Regions from separate parts of the Homo sapiens genome. Here region 1 is linked to region 2. A link is a loop called in an ENCODE intact Hi-C map of the cell type or tissue named here. Cell type or tissue: Caco-2. All regions are shown on one strand. Each heading gives the region's core, and the rest is flanking DNA. Links, peaks and the distances in the headings are about the cores only. Region 1 overlaps SOX5 (SRY-box transcription factor 5). Region 2 overlaps SOX5 (SRY-box transcription factor 5).

What was found. A loop is a pair of places that touch in the nucleus more often than their neighbours do. Peaks named below come from ENCODE experiments on the same cell type or tissue, not always from the same donor. Only the 100,000 strongest peaks of a DNase experiment are listed, where the experiment ranks them.
Region 1: a loop joins it to region 2, with 6 times the contacts of the local background. A loop is called at or near these places in 1 of 110 quality-filtered maps.

What each region holds. Positions count from the first base shown.
Region 1 is chr12:23,824,206-23,831,468 of GRCh38, reverse strand. The region is part of intron 3 of SOX5 (SRY-box transcription factor 5); the gene reads left to right. Among named protein-coding and RNA genes, the nearest start is that of SOX5, 120 kb to the left of the region's middle. In Caco-2, for the core only: no CTCF peak of the experiment used is centred there; no DNase peak of the experiment used is centred there.
Region 2 is chr12:23,753,311-23,760,573 of GRCh38, reverse strand. SOX5 (SRY-box transcription factor 5) reads left to right here. Exons shown (of 15, transcript NM_006940.6): 4 at 4,850-4,936. Among named protein-coding and RNA genes, the nearest start is that of SOX5, 190 kb to the left of the region's middle. RefSeq lists an enhancer at 3,621-4,143. In Caco-2, for the core only: no CTCF peak of the experiment used is centred there; a DNase peak (open chromatin) is centred at 2,853.

The sequences.
Region 1 (7,263 bases), core at 1,705-5,704, 70 kb before region 2:
CCCCCATCCGTCCCTCTCTGTCCTACTGTGCAATGCAATACAAATTCTTGGAGTCAAATATCCTAAAACACCCACTTAATCCCACCTGTACCATTTGTGGGACTGGATTGGACAGTTTTATGTTTATTCCTGGATGTTTATGAACAAAACAGTAACATATCCATTGTTCATTATTTATCCTTTTAAAACTTGAAAAAAATCAACATTATTGTTTCATTTATCGTTTTGATATTTGCATCTGTCACAAAAATAATTCACTTTAATTGATTGCACCTTCTATGATACTTGTATTTTTTACAGAAATTATGTTAATGTCTTTTTAATTTTTCTTACAAATGTTTTGACCTATAAGACCATTAGATCCTCTAAATAGATATAAAATTTATTTCCCTGTTTTAAGACTTATTTTATGGGTGCTAAAGAAGGTATTATTAGCAGTATATTTTCATCTGTGCTGTGCTACAGAATTACATGTAATTATTCTGTAGCAAAGACAGGCCCCTGGTGCATGATATTTGGCCTTGTGAACATCCCTACAGGCATTGCATGTTTGATGTTTGAGTTTACATTATAAATCACAATGCTTGTTCTTATAATTTAAATGTCTGTTGTTGAGCAGCCCTTTAGAAATTAAACTGAACCATATTACATCAACAGGCAAGTTAAACTAGAGCTTCAGATTTACCCCTTAATCTTACCAACTTTTTAATTACTATTTTTATGGGGAAATTATGGAGATCGGCTTTCCTAAGTTCAAAATCCCAAAGCATCCATTAATTGGGCAAAGGGGGCACTTCGAAATTCACTCTTGTTTTAAAATCGCATTTGATGGGGTGGGAAAAATAAAAAGTGAACGGATCAGGGGAAAAGCCTAAAGATACTTTAATTGGCAGAGGTTTGAGTTGCTTTTGTTTAGTTACTCACTGTCCTTTTGACAAAGTACATGTTGAAGAGGCTTTGTAAGTGCTGTTCCACTGAAGGACAAACAAGGGTACTTTTCAATTGAGCCCTTTTAAGTTTTGTTCCTCACACTCCCGCTGCTGTTGGAGGCTACTCCTAATGCATTGTGGCTATGTGTTCATCTATGCAGTCTGTCACTGAAAAATGTCTCTCTTCTTGTTGAGCAAGCTAGAGTCTAACCTCCAGGCACCCTTTTCAAAAGCACCACTGTATGGAAATCGACACTCATAAAATGATGATAAAGAAAAGAGTTTATTTTTTAAAGGTCAGGACAAGAAGACACCCTCAAATGCTGTAGAGCCTATTTCTTCAGGAATAAGTGTTTTAACTTTAGCACTGAGTTAGCTGAGTTTGAAGCCTCATAATTTTTCAACACTGAAGCGAAACTTGTTCACTGTCATCTCCTTTTCAAGTGGTATCCATCATAGCAGTTTATGCTGATATTGTTTATTTCATTAGTGTTATAGGAAATTATATTTTCCTGAAATACCTCTGGCTTGGATTGTAAAGGCTCAGAAATTCTGCTTGGTAATCTTTTTATATAGCAGGTCCTGGAGCTGAGTACCAGTGTTGTCTTTATAAGAAAATCATTTGTCCCAGAAAGCTTCTATTTTTCTTTTTAACTAGAGCTTGTACTTTTGCTAACAAAATGTAATGATATTTAAGATTATAGCCTTCATTTTCTTCATCTTCTCTTAATAATCAAGCCATCATTCTTTTCTTATTTGGCTATTTGACTCAATAAAAAAAGAATCTATTTGATTCCTGCTGATACATTAGTTTGTCTACTATCAGGTCTATGTAAGTCATTCCAAACCTCTCTTTACCCAAGCATTTCTGGTACTTCTTAAGTCCCTCAGATAAATGGTGTACCTGTTTTCTTGTCCTTCACTGAAACTAGCATATCCAGACTTTCAGTTTCAATTCATAGATCACTTAAAGAAGGCCCATTGACCCAGACTCTACATTTGCAAATAAACATGAGGAGAATGTGCCAGTCCCTCTTGTTGCTTATGTGCCACAGCTTTTGGGGATATCACTTATTCAAGAGTGAAGAGCCAGCCACCTGTTTCTGAGGCCTCTTTTCCCTCACATTAAAGGTCCAGGCCCTTGCTGAATAGTAACACTCTAATCTGGGCAGCATACATAGCATTTTTCTGAAACAGATTTGTCAAGACTAGCTGGAGGATTTTGTGTGTCTGTGCGTGCATGTGTGTTTTTCACTCAGTTACCCTTGAGGCACTTGTCAGGACCGTGCATATTAAAATTAATCAGACCTCCTAGGCCTGTGTGGCTGTGTGTTTAACATGAAGAAGTGGATATCAAGCATTTGCCCTAATTAAATAGGCCTGTTTGGGTTGGTTCTAGTGGATGCTTGGTCTTTTTTTTTTAAATAGGAGTTGTTTATGGGAAAGGCATGGACAGCACTAGAGTCAGTGGAGAGCTCACTCAGAATTTCCTTTGCCACCTGCTCCCAGAGTTCTGACACCTCAAGGACTCCCAGTGTACCCATCTGAACTACTCTTGATGTTGAGGACAAATATGGCCAGCATCGTGAAGGAGCAGTGAGGCTAGGGCAGAACAGGATGAGCATATGACCTGGGCATTTTGGATGATTAAGATAGCCCATCTTACATGTTGATAATCTTTGAATGCCAGATTGTGCTCCTTGCTCTCATTTTTTGGATGACCAACTTTGGAGGCTTAGGAGAAGAACTTGTTTGAAATTAAGAATAAGTGCTTTTTTTTTTTTTTGATGTCCTGAATTTGAAAAGCAACTTCTATTCATCTATCTTTTATATTAATTGCTTCCAAGGTTATTTACATATTATATAGAAGTCATGTATGATATAATAACTGCATATATATGAGTTCACTTCTACTGTGATTGTTTCTGGGCTGTCACAGGACATTTGAACACAAACTTTTATGAAGTATAAGCTCAGAATACTGAAAATGGCACAGACTGACACAACACAATATTTTTCTTATTTGTGTATTAAATGTCATAAATAAGGTAAATTCTAAAACACTGACCTCTGAGTTTGTGCAGTTTATTCCCAATTCATGTGTGTTATTCACACTCTTCTTGTATTTTAAAAAATGATATAGAAAGATATATTTAGAATTTTATAATTAGATCTGAATTTTATACACATACATGTGTGTGTGTGCACACACATACACACACAGTCATGCATCACTTAACAATGTGAATACATTCTGAGAAATGTGTCCTTAGGTGATTTTGCCCTTGTGCAAACGTAATAGAGTTCACTTACACATAACTAGATGGTGTAGCCTATCGCCCCTAGGCTCCAAGCCTGTACAGTATGTTACTGAACTGAATATGGTAGGCAATTGTAACAAAAAAGTAAGTATTTGTGTATCTACACATAAAAAAGGTACAGTAGAAATATGGTATTATAATCTATGGGACCCCTGATGTATACGTGGTCTGTCATTGACATTCATGTTGTTATGTGTAGAGTTAACTATATGTGGAATAAATCATAGAGCCAACATTAGAAACCATTTGAAAATAATAATAAATTCCCAAATGTTGAAGAGTTTGAGGTTATAGTTCAGCAAATTTCTGAATAAACACAGCCAGTAATCTGGTGAAATATTGCTCTGGCAGGACATGGTACTTAAAATTCATTTGCTCCTTCCCAAATTGAAAGAGGTAGACAATTCAAAAAACAAAAACAAAAAAAAGCTATTGCTTTTCTGCTTTTTATCCCTTTCTTTCCATCACATTTAGTATTTTAAAGGATCCATCTATTAACCTATATCCTCTGTCTTTTATGTGAGCATGCAGCTCATATGTAGAGAACTGTATCCGCAGTGCCAAGCAACTGTCTGGTACCTGACAGCAACATCGAAACCCTCCTCTGTTCACTTAGTTGCTGCTGGTTATTTATTAACACAATGCAGACTGTTCAGTGTGGGTGTATATGAAATAGAAAGAAAAATAAAGGCCCTGAACAAGTAAATACATCTTTCATCATTTCTTTTGTTTGGTGTGTTTACTGTGTGCTATTCTTGGTCAATAGAAGTTGTTTGACAGTTCTGCAAAGGGGTAAGGAACTTTTCTTGAACTTTATCCTTTTGTTTGTCTCTGTAGAAAAAGTTTTCAATTTACCATTCTCTTTTTATTGTAAATTCTCTATGTAAAATAATTTTTGAAGATTTTATTGCTATGAATATGACAAATACAGGTGATTATGAAACATGATAGACAGTTTAATTTGTTTGAAATGGACAGTTAAGAGACTAGAATTTCAAGATAGTTTTTATATGTAAACTTTTTAATTAGAAGCAGATAACGAGATGTCTTTTTTAACTCCTTCTAAGAAATGTACCATTTGTTCTCAGGCCTTATGTAAGCTCCACTGAAATACTGAGTCTTGATTTAATTATTATTTAAGTTGTCTCCTCCCCACACATTAACATAATATCAACGTAGAGCTCATTGCATGGTATAATTACTGAAGAGATCAGTAGCTGCAGAAGCACACAATAATTGAGCATGTCTGTTTATTATAGCAGGACAGTGCTCCTATTATGGTATTTACTGTGTTAATAGTTAAGAATTGATTCACTGTTTCACGGAATTAAATCTCTGTTGCTTAGACCTTTCTTTTCGGATAAGTTATGCTTTGTCTGTAAAAATTTGCCTGAGAGGTTTGCATACCACAGTGTGACATTAGTCATGTGGAAGACTTGGGAGCAGAAAGCCATATAAATGAACAAAATGCACCCTCTCCCATTTGGAGTTCTGTTTTCCTTCTCTACTTTTTTTTTTTAAGCCCTAATTTTCTTGCATCAGTCCTTGCTCCAGTACTTTAGGATTTTTCATTAGTGTCAAGATACCATGTCTTAGTGAACACATAAACGGGGAGGCTGCCATATTGGGAGCAGTGCAGTATAAATAAGGGAGGTCAGTTGTCAGTCCTTATATAGTATAGCTCTCCAGCTTTCAGGGAGAGAAAAGCATCCATATCCAAGTAAATGGGATAGGAATTAGACGTGTTTGCTCATGTTTTACCTTCTCATTGCTTAAGTTTTGAAGGAGAACTATAGCCATACTTGTTCTGGGCTGCAATAGGACAAGCCGTTGTTGCTTTATTTATTCTTTTCTCCTTCGGTGGCATGGGAATCATTAGAAATGAAACAGTGTAACTCACACACTCATTCTCAGCAAACTACCGCAAGGACAAAAAAACCCAAACACCACATGATCTCACTCATAGGTGGGAACTGAACAATGAGAACACATGGACACAGGAAGGGGAACATCACACACCGGGGCCTGTTGTGGGGTAGGGGGAGGGGGGAGGGATAGCATTAGGAGATATACCTAATGTTAAATGACGAGTTACTGGGTGCAGCACACCAGCATGGCACATGTATGCATATGTAACTAACCTGCACATTGTACACATGTGCCCTAAAACTTAGAGTATAATAAAAAAAAAGAGAAATGAAACAGTGTAACTCAAGATAAGTTGAAATTGTTCATTTTCTTTGACACAGCCTTTTCACTTACCGGATTACAATTAGGAGTTAATAAAGAATATTAGTTAAGTAAAAAGGAATAGTAAATCTTAGAGTTCTTAATTTTTTGCCAGATTTTTTTTCTTTGCTTTTTAAATTAAAACTATTTGAATAAAAAATAATTGGTCAGTTTTAAAGTATACATATAATATAGATATTTATACACTATACCTTTTGAAATGTTCTATCTAAATTGCAAACAATATGAAACCTTCTAAAATATTATCTATTTGTTGTTTTGAAAACATAGAATTAAAGTAGTATTAAATCTATCTCTGTCCTATAGCTGTTTCTATATCTATGTGGATACTATCCACAGGACAAAATTTTGCCAACTCTGTCGGATCTCCGAAATTTTTCTGAATAAATACACGCATACAAACACATACATATAAAATAAAAATAATAGGGGCCCCCGGGCAAGATGGCCGAATAGGAACTGCTCCCGTCTGCAGCTCCCATCCAGACCAACGCAGAAGGTGGGTGATTTCTGCATTTCCAACTGAGGTACCCGGTTCATCTCAGTGGGACTGGTTAGACAGTGGGTGCACCCCACGGAGGGTGAGCAGAAGCAGGGTAGGGCGTTGCCTCACCCGGGAATTGCAAGGGGTCAGGGAACTCCCTCCCCTAGCCAAGGGAAGCCGTGAGGGACAGTGCTATCCGGCCCAGATACTATGCTTTTCCCATGGTCTTCGCAACCTGCAGACCAGGAGATTCCCTTGGGTGCCTATACCACCAGGGCCCTGGGTTTCAAGCACAAAGCTGGACAGCCGTTTGGGCAGGCACTGAGCTAGCTGCAGTTTTTTTTCATACCCCAGTGGCACCTGGAATGCCAGAGAGACAGAACCGTTCACTCCCCCTGGAAAGGGGGCTGAAGCTAGGGAGCCGAGTGGTCCAGCCCAGCAGATCCCACCCCCATGGAGCCCAGCAAGCCAAGATCCACTGGCATCTAATTCTCACTGTCAGCACAGCAGCCTGAAGTCAACCTGGGACACTTTAACTGGGTGAGGGGAGGGGCATCTGCTATAACTGAGGCTTGAGTAGGCGGTTTAAACCACCTCACAGTTTAAACAAAGCTGCCGGAAAATTCAGACTGGGCAGAGCCCACCACAGCTCGGCAAAGCTACTGTAGCCAGACTGCCTCTCTAGATTCCTCCTCTCTGAGCAGGGCGTCTCTGAAAGAAAGGCAGCAGGCCCAGCGAGGGGCTTATATATAAAACTCCTCTCTCCCTGGGACTGAGCTCCTGGGGGAAGGGGAGGCTGTGGACGCATCTTCAGCAGACTTAAACGTTCCCTGCCTACAGGCTCTGAAGAGAGCAGTGGATCTCCCGGCAGACTGCCTCCTAAAGTGGGTCCCTGACACCTGTGCCTCCTGACGGGGAGACACGTCCCAGCAGGGGTCAACAGACACCTCATACAGGAGAGATCCGGCTGGCTCTGCCCCTCTGGGACGAAGCTTTCAGAGGAAGGAGTAAGCAGCAGTCTTTGCTGTTCTACAGCCTCAGCTGGTGATAACCAGGCAAACAGGGTCTGGAGTGGACCCCCAGCAAATTCCAGCAGACCTGCAGAAGAGAGGTCTGACTGTTAGAAGGAAAACTAACAAACAGAAAGCAATAGCATCAACATCAACAAAAAGGACAACCATGCAAAAACTCCATCTGAAGATCACCAACATCAAAGACCACAGGTACATAAATCCACAAAGATGAGGAAAAAACAGCTCAAAAAGGCTGAAAATTCCAA
Region 2 (7,263 bases), core at 1,189-5,188:
AAGCATATGTGAGCAAAAGAGGCAAGAGTGAGAAGGGAAAAGCAAGCAAATGTATCAGAAGGGTCCTGTTGGCAGAAAGAAACAATAGCGAGCCAATTAGACTCATCTTAATATTAGTGTGTTGATGATGAAGGGTATATTTTATTTTGAATTTGTCTTATATCCGTCCTATTTCCTAACTTTATGTTCTTTTTTAAAATATAAGCATTTACCTTTCCCCTAAAGAGACAGATCCTGAAATTAAGAGAACCTGGTTTTGTATTCCATCTGTTCTACTTACTGATGAGCTGATGTTGGGCAAAGCATCTTTCTGAGCCTTAGTTTCCTCATCTGCAAAATGGATATAACAATTATATATGCCACTGACAAAATTGTATCTGGCAGCATTCTGTAAATGGAAATGCTATGCAAATAATGATTATTAACTCACACTTATTTTTAATCTAGGGAGCCCTAGTTCTTACTTTGAAGGTAATCATGATATTCCAGTACTTGGGAGAATGAACTCTCAGGAGGAGGAATTTTCAGGAGACTCTTTTAGAGTTAAGTGAAAAACATGACACATCTTAAAATGAAAATAGAAGAAACTCATAAATACATACATCTACTGGGTACGCACAAAAATTTAAAAAAAATTAAAGGAAACTCCAGAATTTGAACATTTGCAAATAACTGGGCACCCCACATACCATATTCATAGTACAAAATACGATTCTATGCTTGTGCATTTTTAAAATCTTATTTTAGAAAATTAAATATTTAATAGATAATTACTGTATTCACTTCATAAGCAGTGAAGCAGCACTTACACTTACATAATTGTGTCAAATTTCACTTTACTCATATTCACACGTTAACAAACAGGTGTATTGTAAATATTGGGCTTCTGCCATTTGGTCCTTTACATTTTGAAACATGCATTTTCTACCATATCTTTACCATTTTCAGAGAAATTTAATCACTGCTACATGTCCATTCATTGTGCTCATTATTATGAGATTATTTCTTACTGTTATTTCAAGAACTACCAGTGGAAACTAGCAGTTAGTAGAGTATTGAATGTGGATTTTTTTGAAGCTCTTTGCTTTACATAAATTCAGAGAGAGGGGTGAAGTGGGTGAAATGATGTCTTATGATCCCCTTCCCTCGTCACCCCCACAGGCCAATCTAGCCAGTGTCACTGTCTTGGAGAGAACCCAGGTTGTTTGAATTATAGCCCAATATTCCTTCTACTATATAAGTAAAATTAATTTCATTGTATATCTCTGCTATATACTTATAGGTTGTCACTAAATTATCCAGAATCCTAGAGTGCAAGGCATATAATTGGACCACACCCTGAAAACAAAAACTGTAAAAAAGCCTACCTTTTAATTCCACAGTTGCTGCTCATACATATGTGTTACCCTAGAACATTTATCAAGTTTTTACTTCATCTATCCAAGGGAGTTAGTAAGAATCATTTTTCCTACGATCCAGAACTGTTTTGTAGATTAAATGAGGGACAGTGTGTGTGTGTGTGTGTGTGTGTGTGTGTGTGTGTCTGTGTGTGTGTGTGTGTGTTTTGTGTTGCCATAACAGAATAACACAGACTGAATGATTTATAAAGAAAATAAATTTATTTCTCACAGTTCTGGAGACTGAGAAGTCCAACCTCAAGGTGCTAGCATCTGGTGAGGGCCTTCTTGCTGCATCGTCCCATGGTGGAAAGCAGAAGAATAAGGGAGTGCACACACGAGAGACAGATGGAACTTGTACCCTGAAGCCTTTCTATAATCAGCCTTAATCCATTCATGTGGGTGGAGCCCTTATGACCTAAATACCTTCCATTAGGCCTCACCTCCCAACACTTTTGGATTAGGGGTTAAATTTTCAACACATGCTTTTGGGCGGACCCATTCAAACCACAGCAATGTATGTGCTGCAAAGAACAAAGATTTTGGGATCCAATAGGTAGAATTTAGCTCCACATTGGGCAAGTCATGATAACTTCCTAAGTTTTGGTTTCTTAAATGGTAAAACAGATGTACCAATATCTAATTCAGCAGATTACTGTGAGCAGTCTGAGATACCACATGTGAAGGACCTGGTACCTTGCTTAGCCCTTAGCCCTCTAAATAGTAGCTATTATTATCATTTTGTTGTTGATAAGAGAGTTAGGAATGTGTAGGAAAAAAAAAAAAAACTTAGTTCAAGACCTCAATTCTGCCCATTACATTTTGTGGAACCTCAGAGCAATTCTCTTTTTTCTTTTTGCTGGTGCTGCTTCATCTCTTTAAACCCGTAACATGGATGTTACATGATCTAAGTCTTCATTTGGTTATTACCATTAAATGAGAGAATACAGATAAAAACCTCTAGCATAGTTTCTGGCACATAGGCTGCTAAATAAATGTATTTGAATCTGAATTTAAAGTATATACCTCATCTAAGTTGTAAGTATGAGTGTCTTTATTCATCCACAGACATGACAACCGTGATTTAGATATGTTTCTGATTTTACATTTTCAAAATAACTTAGTCTTAAAGAAGTTATTCTTTTTTTTTTTTTTTTTTTTTTTTTTTGTAGTGTGTGCTTAAAAGTCAAGTACTTGAACAAACTGGCTCTGTTTACCAGCCTTATATCTTTATGCTAGTTAATAAAGAGGCCTGGAATGTTCTGCAGGTTTCAGAAATCTGGCTGCTGTTTCTTTAACTCTGCAACTTAGACAGAAGACTTCTGTTTCTTTATGAGCACACTACAGTGAATATTTTGTCTAGCTGCAGGGGAAAAGCTTTGTCATGGACTTTGCAGACAATAGCCTTAAAAGTAAAATGGTCTGCTTTTGGTGCCTGGAGGTTCAGGGGCCTATTGTTAGTGCACAATGGATTTCTATTGCTGCATTCCTGCTTTGCAAAGGTTTGTTAGCTTTTAATGACTGACAGTACTCTATTGCAAATACCGTATTGGCTGTGCCCTGTTTACATGCTACTCAAGAATTTTTGTAGAGTGCTGGAAAAAAGAGACAGTGGTGTTTGTTTGACCTACTCTGATAAGGTTTAAGAAATAATTTTACTCTCAAACTGTTTACTGGGAATGTAGAAATGTTGGAAGTCCTTGTGGAAGTATTTCAAAGTTACTTTTAAAGCGTCAATGAAGAGAAATGCTGGTTATAATATGAAGATATTTACTCTGTTTTATGACTCCTAGAGTTGCTGTTAATATTCTGAACCAATACCATATAGAAATTGGGATATTTTAAGAAAACTTAAAAGTAAATTTTTCGGTATTAGTTCCTTAAATGTGAAAAATAGAGCTATGTATTTTGTTCTGAGGGAAAAAATCCATTTTTCATTCATTCATTTCAACTGCATTCATTCATTTCAAATTCATTCCGTAGGTAAATGTGCATTTATGAAGTTGTTGTAAGGGCATATACATATTTGCATATATGTATATATGTATACATATAGACTATGTAAAAGAGTAATCATTCAGAGCTTTTCACCATTTTATTTTCCACAAGTTTCTGACATGTGAGACAGAAGTGTTCCATATTGTTACTTTTTTTTTCCAAGGAAAATTGCACCTCTGCTTTGTTGAAAACTCCACACAGGCTTTTTGACTCTGCTAGCTGATCGCTGTAAAGATGGGGCCCTGGAAAAAGTAGACAGCATTAACTAAACGTGATGATGAAAACTCTCTAAAATGCATCTTACTGTGGGGAAAATTAACCAGTTTCTAATAATATTACGGTCTCTAGGCCAGACGGTCCCTTTGATAAGTTAACATGTACTCCCTTTATGCTCCTAGTAGGGAGTAAACAAATGCCTGAACAAACACACATACACATAAACACCAATGTGGAGAATGGCAGTGTATGTCCTTGATCTATATAATAAGTGTGGGTATTGTTATTTAGATGGAGCATACTGGGACACTTATCTTTTAGTACATTCCATCTTCTAAGTGAATGCTGCGCTAATCACGGGATTGAAAGCCATTGTAATTGTGTATCCATCTAAGTGCTGACAAGAATATACAATTATATTGTTTGAAACTGAGTTTAATGTTTGGGAGTTTTTATTGGCATTTATATTTACTTATACATTAAAGTTCAACACAAAAGGAAAGGTCAAAACCTATGTTATATGTAGAAACAAATACCAGACTAAAGCAGCACCTTGCTTTCTAAAATGTGTGTGCCCTGTCTGAATACAGGGCATTTTAAAAGAGTGTGATACAAATCTGAAATAAGCAAATAATAGGTTTCCATTATAGGCAGCATTCCTCACTTCTCTAGATTTTCCAATCTTTTTAAGGCTTCTTTTATACCAATTTTTTTTTTGTTTTTTTTTATGTTCGCAGTACTGGCAAATCTTACCACAGTGTGCTTACCGCCACACGATGTTAAACACATATTATAAAGTGGATGTAATTGTAAACACACAGAGGGATATAATTACATGTAGCAGATTTAAGAGCTAATTCTTTGCCTTTTTTTACTCCGCATTTTATCAACATAATTATTTTTTGACTGCAGACTAACACCCTGAAATTGACAAGCATCCATTATAGCAAGAATTTGTTCACTAAATTGAAAAACAATGAACCGCAAGGTTTATGTGTACCCATTGTCATAAAGAATCAGTATGGCTTTGTTCCGCAAGAGGAAAAAGCTAATGATTTTGAAACAGCAGGTGACAGGACACATTCTTTTTTTCCACCCCTGTTATCAGTTTTTTGATGAAGCCATTATGAAGTGGGGCTGGGATAGGGATGGCCTTATTTTTAGCAGATAGACTTTTAATGAGCTCCATTGTAAGGAGAGTCATGTTGATTTGCTCACTTCTTTTTTTCTTTACTTAGAAACCCCCAGTATTGAAAAACTACTCTCAAAGGACTGGAAAGACAAGCTTCTTGCAATGGGATCGGGGAACTTTGGCGAAATAAAAGGTAATATGGTGTGATTGTTTTTATCCAAAATGTACCAAAATGAAGTTGATATTCAGAAATAGTAATGGTGATAAAGTATTTCTGCCCTCACCTCTTCTGCTTCTTGCATTCTCTGTGTTTAGGGTTTCTTCTTTCTATCTTGAAGGAGGATGTAGCAGGGTTCTTATATTCTTTCTTTGTTTGTGCCTTATGGAATAAATGATATGTTGTTTTCAACAGAATCACCCCACTATACCTCTAACAGGCTCTGATTTTCATCATTAAAATTAAATTAAATTATTTTCAAAAATTAAATTATTTTATAAGTAAGAATGTACCTATAGCAAGGTTAAAAACTGTATTTTATAAGATTTTGTACATTGTACATATAAGAAATATGGGTGTGTAGAACCTAAATTTAAAACCAGAAATGATGAAAGGGGAGAGCATAATAAAAGGTTGTTTTGTACCAGTCAAGGTAACAATTTGTTTTGGTTTTATTTGAATCAGCAATTACATCCAGCTAAGAAAAGTTCTATAAAACTATTCATATCTTAATAAACTCCTACTAATAACAAGGGGAGAAGATTTAATTTCCTCATATAAGATAAAAGCAAATTATCCTTTCAATTAATTTAAAAGTATGTTTTCTCAAAACACAGTAGGCAATCTATGATAGTTTTCTATTTGTTGCTAGTAGGACACTTAAGATTCTGAGTTCTACAGTAGGATTTTAAGAAAATCAAGATACTTAGTCATCCGTATAAAATATTTAGTTATATATTACTGTGTACATTTTTGGTAGAGGCTGAATATACATTTAAGACATCACTAGATTTATATTATTATACATGTAGAAATAGGTGTATAAATAACTTTTTTGCATATGTGTGTCCGTGCAAGTGTTTTCCCAATGACAGAAGCAATTTTCTCTCTTAAGGCTTTACTCCATCAGTGTATCCTGGAGAAAGGCAAAGCATCAGTCTTAAATGTTTGGCCTACATGACATGAACATCTGGATATCTAAAAACTTCCGGAAAATGTTTGGCTGAATATTTCACTTTCCATGCAGATCATTTGGAATTACATGTATTTAGGCTATGATTACTTGTGAAAGGGTGATGAGAAAATGAATTGGTGCTAATCAACAAATTCAGTAACCAAAATCTACAATGGAATCAAATTCAAATGAATGAGAATCAATATGCCTTAAAGAGCTTGAAGAGAAAGTTTAAGGAGAACTGAGAAGTTTTCATCTTCAGAGGCGGCAGGTCCTTGATATTATTTTGATGGATTTTAACCCATTTACCCCTGAGGCATAAGATGCATTCTCCAAGGTTTTTTATTCTCCTCTGACCTAGGTAATAACTCAGAGTAGAGCAGCGAAGACTGCCTTTTCCAAGCCTTCTGATCTCATTCCAATGGAGGACAAACGTTTTTTCCCCTCCCTCGTTTTCCTTCACAAGTCAAACTTAAAAGCAGCAACAGCAGTGATGACAAGCTTAGAGGAAAGCTCAGCTGTCCCTTTCAGGCTTGCCTTGGGGGTTAGTTTAGGAAGCTACAGTACAATCACAAAAGAAGTTTCTGTCTTTAATTTTGAGTTTTTTAAGCTTCACATTCAGAGTATAAGTTAGGTTATTGTCCTCTGGTTCTGTTCAAAACACTGTTTTCTGATGCATTTTAAAAGCAACTGTAGGTCTTTCTTCTGTTCAGGGCATGGTTATTAGGTGTTCAACTCAGGTTTGGCAGTAAACCTAGAAAACAGCACTGGGTTACTTTTCCTACTGACTGCCCATGACAGTTGCAATTACTATCCATTGTTCATAGGTGGCTAGAAAGTGGAGAGGATACAATAGTGTGTTGCCCTCTGGGGGTAAGTGAATTTGATTTAAAGGTTCTTGTTGGGGTCAGGCACAAAGATTATGTAGGGCCCAGGAATGTAGTTTTCCTGCCGCTTCAGAAGTTAGACAAGAACAGTGGCGTAGTTGTTTGGGAAGTTATTTTTTGAGGCAAATAAAGATGTAAGTCTTATGCTCTCGTATACTTGTTTAGTTGAGGGAGGGAACAATAAGTAATCTTTTTTTTAAAATCTGAAAATATGAATGTATTGAATTGTTATTTATGAAGGTTAATTTAAAATAATGTATTTAAATAGAACCTTTGCATATGTTAGGATGTTTCCAGCCTTTACAGTATTCACAGAGTCTTGGTGTGCATGGAAACTTTTCTCCTCCATTTATATTAGCCAGTTTGCATTTAATTTTTAATTAGTTCCAGGAGATGTGTGAGTGAATAAGTGTGTGCGTGTGTGTGTGCCCTTTTCCCTTTTCTGAATATTTCATACTATA